Regions from separate parts of the Homo sapiens genome. Here region 2 is linked to region 1. A link is a contact called in ENCODE Hi-C data. All regions are on one chromosome and are shown on one strand. The core of a region is the stretch at or near the end of the contact, and the rest is flanking DNA. Distances in the headings are between cores, read along the strand shown. Region 1 holds the start of TMX4 (thioredoxin related transmembrane protein 4). Region 2 holds the start of JAG1 (jagged canonical Notch ligand 1).

Region 1 (5,124 bases), core at 1,939-4,438:
AACCAAATTTAATTTCATAATAGAAGCTTTTCATGTCTCAGGGCTGCCAAATACTGCTAGATTCTTAAGAATAAATTATCTATACCAATATAACCAGAAACTGCATTAGAGGGGATCTGTATGACGTGGCGTATAAAAGAAAAAATTCCCAGATGAAAGAGCGCATATAAGCAAATGAACAAATAAAGAACTCTCATTCAAAGTAATGAATACATTTTGATATCGGAAAGCTTCTCAATCTGTGTCTTTAAAGAAGTTAACTACAACAAAAGCTTCTCAATCTGTTTCTTTAAAGAAGTTAACTACAACATCTTTGAACTACTAACAATTTCCATTTATGTATGACCAGCTCATCTGAACTAAGTGTCAAGATGAAGCTAATTTTAATGCATTTTGTTTTTCTCTGTTATATACATAAAAAAAAAAATCTGGTAACGTATAGGCTATTTAAATGAATTCTTAGAAATTCATAGCAGGCCTCTAGTGGTATGGAGGATATAATGAATTTTATATTTTTTTAAGTACTGGAGTTTTTTTCACAGCAAGGAGGAGGAGTATCACCTGATAATACAGAAAAAAATAGATCACAAATAGATAAGAACCAAAATATTTCTTCAGGATGAGCACTTGGGTTTTAGTGCGTATAAAGAAGTTGGATGGAATGGTTTGGATCAATTTTCATTGACAGCCTTGCTTCCTAGCCACCTATTCTGAAGTGCACTCGATAAAAAGAGAATGTCTACTAAAATGACCTTGTGTCTACACAGCTTACTTCCAGATTACAAGACTCATCTGGCATCACAGGCCAAGCATATTCCATACAACTGGACACATGACAAACTCAGAGCAATTGATTACTATGTTTAGGTTTATACATTCATAAAAAAGTAAAATTTGAACCATCAACATGGCCAAGCACAGATGTTGTTGGCTCTCCCTCAAAAACTTATTGAGGCTTTAGTGTTCTTAATTCTATTACCAAAAAAAAAGCAATTCCAAAAGGAACCATAGAGGAGTTGAAGTCATTAAAAATGAGGAGGCCTTTCTGTTTTAACTTTTCTTACATACATATGCAAACTCAGTTTTACCCTGAAAGATGACATCTAGGAAAAAGTCCATTTTGTAAGCACCTACTGAAAAGAGAACTTTCTGTAGTATTGGCTGACAAAATGCAGTTTATCCCAAACTCTTAAAATTATTACAAACATGGAAGTCTTAACACAGCTCCACTTATTTTAAAAGTTTCTCAAATAGAATATGACCCCCTCACCTTCTTCCAAAAATAGTTAAGTGGAATATTTTAATAATTCATGTCTACAGTTCCCTTTAATAATTTCATTGATTTATTATGATACCAAGGGTATTTCATTTGGAGGTCTAAAATATCCCCTTCTTTGTGACTAAGAGGTAAATGCACATTTGAAGGGGTGATATGCCTTATGTTCTTCGAGCAATGTAATCTGCTGTGTGACATAAATTTTGGCTCTGATCTCACACTGAGGTTTTCACTCCATAGGCACCTGCTTGCAATTTAAATTGAAAGAATCAAAACTTGGTCTTGGATAAAGGAAAGATCCAATTTTCTGTCTGTGTCCTCAACGTAAAACAAAGATTCAATAGTAGTATACAGATTGCCAGAAACCACAGGCTAAAGAGATGTGGCAATTTCCTGAAAGATTTTATGTTTGGGGGGTGGGGGCGGGAGGGGGGCAGGTAGGGTGGAAAGGAGTTGTGGGAGGGGAGAGAGAGACAGAGAGAGAGAGAGAGAGAGAGGAGGGAGAGAGAGAGAGAGAGAGGAGAGAGAGGAGAGAGAGAGAGAGGGAGGGAGGGAGGGAGAGAGAGAGAGAGAGAAGAGAGAGAGGAGAGAGAGAGAGAGGGGGAGGGAGGGAGGGAGGGAGGGAGGGAGGGGGAGAGAGAGAGAGAGAGAGAGAGAGAGAGAGAGAGAGAGAGAGAGAGTCTGCAAGCCCACCATGATGGTCTCTCAAGCCCGCTCAGACATCTGCCCACCATCCACTGCAAGCCTCTTTCAAATGGTCACTTCCTATTATAAGGTTAAACTATAATCAACAAATCCCTTTCTTTCTCCTAACTCAAAACTGTAGTTTCCCATCTCCTTAAAGAAAAGGCACTATCCACCATTTGCTTTCTATTGTTAAAAGGGGCAATGCGTATCTTCTTTTCTTTATGGCACAATTATTAATATTACTCAGAAAGTCCTACCTTTACAAGTTATAATAAGTATCAACATTTATTTGAAATCATACTGTAAAATTTAAAAGGCATCCATATTTATGTTTTATTCTCACAATGACATCTCCAGGTCTTCAAACGGAAGACTACGACACAAATGGCCTGCCTTCACCGTGCTGCAATTTCTTCAACAGGTAACTTGCTTAGCCTGTGCTACGTATTCATACTGCACGTGGATGTCACTGAATGTCCTTTCTCTTCCAATACATATCTGTATCTAAAAGCACACGGTTTGCTTGCAGATTTTCTTCCTTCCCTTCTCCTCCCTATGGGAAGCTGCCCACTCCACCCCGAAAACACTGTCCCCCAAAGCAAGGGGACGCGCTGCACCCTCGGCTGTCACCGCGAGGGCTCGGCGCGCATGCGCGGCGCGAGCGGCCGGGCCCCACAGCCGCAGGTCGTTGGTAAGGCGGGTCCGCGGACCCCAGGTCGAGCCCAGCGGCAGTGCAGGATCGCAAGCGGCCCGGCACCGGCGCCGCAGGTTGTTGGCAAGCCTGGTCCGGGGTTTTAGGTTGAGCCCAAGCGGCAATGCGGGATCGCCACCGGGCCGCGCGGGCTTGGGAGGGTGACGCCCGCGAGGACACTGCGGCGTCCGGGGCGGGCGGGCACACTCACAATTTCAGCATCCACTCGCCCTCCATCACCAGCGTCCAGTTGGAGGCGGTCATGGGCTGGACCCGGCTCTGCTCCGGCGGCAGCGCGGCCTCCTCGGGGCCTGCCGTCGCCGCCACAGCCGCGATCCAGGCGGCCAGGAGCGCCGTTAGCTGCGGGCCGCAGCGCCCACCCGCCATGTTGGGCGCCGAGCGAGGCTTCTCGGCGGGGAGTGTGGGGAAGGGCAGCGGCCGGCCCGCAGCCTCGCTCGCCCGCCGGGTTTTTCAAGGAAGCGGGAGACGCAAGGGCCACCCCGCCTACGCCTAGCGGCGCAGACTGGCGGTGCTCGCAATGCCGCGGAGGACGCCACCTCTTATCGCCGCTTGCCCGTCGAGGCCACGCCCCCTCCCGCCTCCACTTGCCGTTGCCCGGGGTGTCGGTTACCTCAGCAACCACCGCCCTTTCTTCCTGACCGCCAAGCTGACAATAAACAGATGACCCAACGTTGCCTAAGTTAGAACATGCACCGCTGCTGCCCAGGCTCCAATAAGGGCAGGGTTGGCGCGTGTGGGCTTCTCTAAAGGGAAACATGGCCAGTAATTTTAAAATCCATCCCCTCTTCAATGATAGCAAATATAAAAGCAACGGGCTGCAAGGTACACGTATGTTTAATGAAAAATGGAGGGACGTGGTGAGTATCTCCTGCTGAAGAGAGAGGAAAATTTAAGTACTCTGCATGTGTATATTGAAGCATCACTAATTTAGGATATTGATGAAACTAGCCTATGCAATTGCATTTTTTTTACAAAAAATGTTAATTTCATAGAAACTCTTAAAAACATGGGTACTAGCCGATAAAATGAGTCAATTAAGACTATTGCCACCTGCAGTAAAATGGACCTCACATTTCTCTTGACTACAGTTTTGTCAGATCTAAAATGAGGGTAGCCTTAAGTGATTTCCAAATTTCTTTCCAGGTCACATTAGATGAATCTGTACCTTGGGACCACCACACCGTTAATATATAAGACTGGATTACAATTAAAGGATGAGGAAGCTTTCTCAAAGGGTGCTTTGTATGTGTTTACTAGTTGTGCAAACCATGAACCTCGGTAATGTGGTTAATAGACCATGAAAAGGATGTGGTTTCTGCCCTCGGCTTAAAACAAAGACAGCAATAAGACTAAAAGTACTTCAGGGCACATGAGAGCAAATTTCAATCAATACTTATAGGAGAGGGAAGTTAATTTTGCCTGAAGAGAAGATCTGGCCTGCATTATGCATTAATTAGTATTAGCTAAAAACTATGTGGACCTAGCCCTTATCATTAAAATAAAACACTCAAGGGTTTACAAACTATTGAAATTTAAGAAAATGTCTTTGCAATGAATGCTACTAAGACTCACTGTTATTAAGTACATACATATCAATTCCATAAACTCAATGGAAAACATTTTACTGTGCTTGTAAAAAGAAGTGACTCATAAACAGGAATTCTGTCATTTTATCACTTTCATGATAGAATGATGTGTAGAATTTGTTTTACAATGCTCCAGAAATAAAATGTAGGGAATGGAAAGAAGATAGGTGAAAGAAAAGTGGTGCAACATCAGTCAGTGTTGAAGCTAAGTTCATTTTGCTACTTTACCTACTCATGCATATGTTGGAAAATTTACAAAATGAAAAGCTAAAAGGAGAGAGAGCATCTTCAGCATGAAAGACAGCCATTACCAAAGCATTTCCTATCTTTAACAAAAACTGAAGTCTTAGCCTTCAGACTAAGGATGGTAGGAAGAAAGTAGCAAGGAAGTATGGGACTGACCTTGCCGTAAGGAGTCACAGACCAGGGTAAGGGACCTGTTGCTGTCAGACCATGATTGGCATCTTAGCCCTGACACTTCCTAGCCATGTGATTTGGGGCTAAAACTAGTCCACACCAAAGTTCTCTTAAAATGCGGGTAGTAATAGAACCTGCTCCAAAAGGTGGCTGTGAAGATTATATGAGATAAGAATAATGCCTAGCACATATTCTAACTCAAAAAGCTTACATATTAGGTTGGTGCAAACATAATTGTGGTTTTTGCCACAATATTGCCAACACTAATATTATTATTTGGAGGCAACAATACGCTGTAATGTCTATTTTTCTTATACTAAAGTTAACTTCACTTAGCATGATACACAATGCCTCTCACAGCCCAGCTTCAGTTTTGCCCACTTTACATTCCACTATTCCCAGAGTTCCCTGTGTCCTAGTAACACAAAGCTACTCCCCATTCCCAA
Region 2 (5,124 bases), core at 1,910-4,409, 2.7 Mb after region 1:
CAGCAAATGCAAATCAATCGCCTCTCCTACCCTCCCACACTATTTCCGCTCGTTTTCCATTGAGGACTCTGACCAAGTGTCAAAAGCGGACAGACGCACTTTTCTAGGTCACTTTTCCTTGGCCAGCGAGGGAGCAAGCCTCCTTGTTTTCATGTTAGCCATCCCTCTGACCCTACTCTCCAAAATGAGCCTCAGCCAGGCTGCTGCTTTTCCACATCACTAATAAGATTCCTTTTATGGTCTTGTGAAAAGCGAGGGGCTCCAGACAGATCCTCCGGCAGGAGGGTGGAACCACCTGCAGGCCCCTTCCCCCTAAACTCCAAACACACGTTCAAGGGCAGTTTGAGTATTCACAGTCAGCTTGGGCCAGCCAGATTTAAACGCAGCCAGACTCTTTAGCTTAAAGTTCTCCCTAATAGGGGATTAACAAACAAGATAAATACTCTTGGTAAAAATGAAATCCCACAACAGAAACAGCCCTTGGACCTCAAGAGAGCTTCACAGACAGCGTTGGTTTTAATTTTTCTTTTTATAAACCCCTTTTCATGGCAGTTTTTGATAACTGTCTTATCTCACCCACAGCAGAGGGCACTTTATAATGCCAGCTCCTGTAATCGTGGATTTTAAGAGCCACCCCAAGCTTCATACACAGACACAGCCAGATAGTCTCCCCTCTGTCTCCTCCCAGAATCACAACCTAAGCCGGCGGACAGGAGGCAGCAGAGTGCACCCCATTAGAGCACGTGGTGGAAAGCAATGCTCTGGGGCACCGAGCTCCCCCTCTCACCACCCACCCTCCCAGCACAGGCTAGGCCAAGCCCCAGTCTTGGCAATGAGTCATGCCTCCTGGACAGCAGGAGCCAGGCAGAGGGCACACCCCCAACATTTCCCTTTCCTCCCCTTCTGCAATCGCACCCATCTTCCTTCCACCCATTTTGGGATGTTGCAAGGGCCTCGCTGCAGGATCTGCCAGCTGGGCCCGGGCCTCGAGCTCCTTTGGGGGCGGAATGGGGCGGGGGGATGAGGGCCTATCACTTACACCCTCAGGCACTACCTCCAGAAGACCACCCCTTCCAAGCCTTGGCACGGCCCCCGAAGGCTTGCGGGGGCCGTGCACCCGCCCTTCCCGGGGAAGTCTGCAAACACAGCTGTTCCAGAGCCCGGGAACCGCTGGAAGTGAGGCCACAAGAGCTACACCACTCGGGGGCGGGGGCAGGAAGGGGCCAGCAGCGGGCGGGGGTTCCCAGGTCTACAGCTCCTGTGAGGGCCCCAAGAACCTCCTCCTGCGGCGGCCGCCCCCGGCCCTTAAGCCGAACCTGGAGAGCGCCCCCGCACACACTAAAATCTCCCGGGGAGCAGCGGGAAACGGACTCCCCCACACCCTCCAGGAAGGACACACCCGCCCTCCCGGCCGTTCACGGGAAAGGGGAGGTTGCCAATTTGGACGGCGTTCGCAGGCCAGAACTGCGCCGAGTCGCCTTCCACGGCGCACCAGGTTTAATTAGTTAAGCAAAGAGATCAGCTACAACGATCTCTTGGCTTGGGGCCGGGAGAGTTACTCTGGGAACTTCAAGTTGCAAGTTTACACCGGCCTTCCTAGGAGCCTGGTCCCATAAACCCTCTGGGATCCCCACTTTTGTGCACTAAGCAAATAGCAGCAGGAATGGGACCCACCTCGACTACCCCAGCCGAGATCTAACTATAGTGTCCCGGCTCCCTCACCCGCCACCCCTAGAGATTTCCCCAGTTAGCGCCTAGTTTCAAGCCAAAGCCCTTTAAATCCCTCTCGCAAGGGATAACAGGGCTCGGCCAGGCGCGGGTGTGAGGCTCCGCCCGGCCTCCTTCCCGAGTAGTCACTCACCGGCCAGGCGAAACTGAAAGGCAGCACGATGCGGTTGCGGTCGTTGCCGCGGCTGGCCTTGAGGTTGAAGGTGTTGCCCCCGATGACAGGCGTGGACCCTGAGCCGAAGCTGCAGGGCCCCCCGGCCGTGACGCGGGACTGATACTCCTTGAGGCACACTTTGAAGTATGTGTCACACTCGTCGCGGGTGCACTTGCGGTCTCCCGGGTTCCGGGCGCCGCCGCAGCAGTTCCCGTTCTGCAGCTCCCCGTTCACGTTCTGCATGGACAGGATCTCCAACTCGAACTGACCCGAGGCCCCACACACCTGCCGGCGAGGGAAGGAGGTAGGTCAGCGCGGGAGAAAGCTGTTTTCTTCGAGTATAGAGGTGGCGACTCCCTCCCACTCCCCGCCCCGACGAGCCCTCCTCGCCGAGTGAAAATAATTTTGCGAAACTACGTTCAAGGACTCAACATGATTCCGGGGCAAAAAAAAAAAAAAATGCACGAGTGCGGAAGAAATCCGACGACTTCCCGGGGGGCAACAGCGGAGCGAACGCGCCCCTGTCCGGCCTGGAGGGGTCACCCTCAGGAGGCAGGGGCTCCCGTGGGGGAGTTGGCGCGCTCAGCCCAGGTGCAGCCGCTCGGGCGCAGGGGCGAGGAGTCGGGCGCTCGAGGGCTGCCGAGCCTGCTCGCGGGGCTCAACCGCCCAGGGCGCCGCGAGGGGAGGGAGAGGACGGCTGGGAGGGAGGCCCGGAGAAGGGCTCCTACCTTGGCTCGCAGGGCACAGAGCAGGGCGAGCAGGAGGCTTAGGGGGCGCCCGGACCGGCCGCGCGTCCGTGGGGAACGCATCGCTGCGCCGCGCGCCGCGGGCACTCGGGACGCCGCCGCTGCTGTTCGCGCTGGTGCTGCCGCCGGTGCTGCCGTCGCCGCTGCCCCTGCGGCCGCCGCGTCCCGGCTCTAATATACTCCGCCGATTGGAGCATGCACGACTGGAAAACAACACCACTTTTCAAAAGCCCTTTCAAGAGCGGCCCGTTCCAGAAGGCAAAGAGCCCGGCCTCCTTTTATTATTCTGATCGCTTCTTTGAGACGCTCCCCCTCCTCTTCCACCTCCCGGCTTTCTTTCCTTCTCTCGCGCTCCCCTTCTTTTATTATTATGATTATGCGCAGCCTTTTATTCCCTTTTAGATCAGCTGCATGGAAAAAGGGGGGAGGGAGGGGAGAAAAAAAAAAACCAGCCTAGCTCGCGGGCCGGCCGCAGGTAACACAATGACGCGTGCCCGCCCGGCTCTCGGAGAAGGACCCGGAGAGCCCGTCTGGCAGCAGCGGCCGGGGCTGGCCACCTCTACCCAGCACGCCGGGCAGGGCGCATGCGCGCTTATTAATATTCATGAGAGGGCGTGCTCACCCTGGGCACGCCCCTCCCCTTCACGTTGCTGGGGAGGGGGTAGTGCGAGGAGGAACTTGGAAGGGGTTGGGGGCAGCGGGATGCTCAGGGCGGCGTAGAAGAACCAGGGCCCCACACCAACCCCCGCCCTCGGGAGCTTCGGGCCAGGAGGGAAGGGAGAGTGCGGGGAGGTACTTGGAAGGGATCGTTGCTCAGGGACGCCTGGAGGCCCCCAGCGGGGACCGCCCCCTCGGGCGCCCCGGGCCGTGCGCCTTTGCCCGCGCGTCGGGGCCCCAGGTGTAGGCGCCGCGGCGCTGACTGAGCGGTCGGAGCGGGGCAGCTTCCGCCTTCCGAACCGCCTGCGTCAGCTGCGGCTTTCGCCCCGGGAGGAGGGCCTGCCTGCCCGCCGGGAGTTCGGCCCGCTTCCCGCGAGCGAGCCGCCCAGAGCGCTCTGCTGGCGGCAGAGGCGGCGGCGAGGCTGGCGCGCTTGCCGCCGTCTGCTCGCCCCGCGGAGGCGACCTGGGCAGACGCTGCTGGGAACTTTGAAAAACTTTCCTGGAGCCAGGCTTGCCGCAGATTCGAGGGGAAGCCTCGGCCGCGTCCCACCCCCTCCCAAATCCGAGTCTGCGGAGCCTGGGAGGGCTCCCAGCTTCCTATCCAAACCGCGCCGGGGCAGAGGCGCGGGGAAACCGGGGGTAGAAGGCGGCGGGCACGCCGGGGCCCTGTTCAGGCTTTGGGAAGGGCCGGCGGAGATGCTGGTGGGCTTGGACGCCCTCCCCGGCCCGACGCCCCGGCCGCAGTGCCGGGATTGCACCTGTAGGCGGCCTCCGAGCAGCTCTCTGGGTGGCAAGAGATGGGCCTGGGAGGGACCGTGTCCCCAGCACCGCCAGCCGCGGAACTTGCCTTCTCTGGGGTGGCAGTGGAAACCGATACTGTTTTCCACCTTGAGGCAAGCCTCGCAATTAACAGCTACACTCCTGGTCATAATCAAGGTCGAAGAAAGCCCGTGGGCTGGCCGTAGCCTCTGCTAACCCCTCTCCCACGGGCTTGCTGTTGCATTTGAGGGGACCTTTATATGGAAACATCGACTTCCTTTGAAGGGTGGACAAAGTTTTGGCCCTAATAGTAGGTATGTCCTGCAGAAAAGCGTGACTATTCAGCGGCCGGTTTGGGGCTTGAGTTCTCCTGGGTGTGGGGCGTGATGGGCTGGCAATAGGTCAAGGGAAAATAGTTTCCAACATGCTGAGTTATGAGCATAAAAGGGTGGGTATTTGTGGTTATCTACTTATTGCATTTGATGGGAGGCTCAGTATGAACAATATTTTCAGTGCCAAATCTCATCATTCTGAGGAATAAACTAGGGCAGCTAACTGACCTCTTTACATAGGTTCAAAGCTACCAAGGATGGTTAGGAGTCTTGGCATTTTAACAGCCTAAGAAATGCTCCTAAGAAAAGTGCTTACTTAGTGGTAATGTGTCCCATCTTGAGCACTGGCGGGAGAATCCATGTTTTGGAAGGGAGGTTTCTAAGAACAGAGCAAGTTTACAGCTGGTCATGTTAGCAGCTGGGGTAGGCAGCGACAACCTGGGTGTTTCAATGTGCCCCAGCCTCCCTTTCCCCAATTATCCTAAATCAAGGCAACCAGTTGTCAACTGTAATCCCATCTACACTTTTCTCACTGAGGTTTCCATCAACACCAGTCTCCCCACTTATCTGTCCCGTTCTAATTTCTACTCCCAAGTATCCCTGAGTTTGGGTGCTAAATAACGGTTTAAAAGTAAAATGGGCCGCGAGCTGTGGGTCACGCCTGCAATCCCAGCACTCTGGGAGGCCGAGGCGGGTGGATCACGAGGTCAAGAGATTGAGACCATCCTGGTCAACATGGTGAAACCCG

Evidence for each region. Hi-C counts contacts between places; a loop is a spot of excess contacts on that map. Pooled maps may share reads with other maps.
Region 2: a map with no recorded cell type shows a loop between it and region 1 (20-fold over the local background). The contact joins the promoter of JAG1 here to the promoter of TMX4 in region 1. A Hi-C loop is called at or near these places in 4 of 37 single-sample maps with no recorded cell type and 12 of 50 pooled maps.

What each region holds. Positions count from the first base shown.
Region 1 is chr20:8,016,573-8,021,696 of GRCh38, forward strand. It overlaps TMX4 (thioredoxin related transmembrane protein 4), which reads right to left and starts at 3,189. Exons shown (of 8, transcript NM_021156.4): 1 at 2,866-3,189. The coding sequence starts at 3,041. It overlaps TMX4-AS1 (TMX4 antisense RNA 1), which reads left to right and starts at 3,334. Exons shown (of 7, transcript NR_184034.1): 1 at 3,334-3,532; 2 at 3,819-4,689. RefSeq lists silencers at 2,700-2,839, 2,950-3,189.
Region 2 is chr20:10,670,840-10,675,963 of GRCh38, forward strand. It overlaps JAG1 (jagged canonical Notch ligand 1), which reads right to left and starts at 3,160. Exons shown (of 26, transcript NM_000214.3): 1 at 2,611-3,160; 2 at 1,862-2,167. The coding sequence starts at 2,691. RefSeq lists a silencer at 3,383-3,782.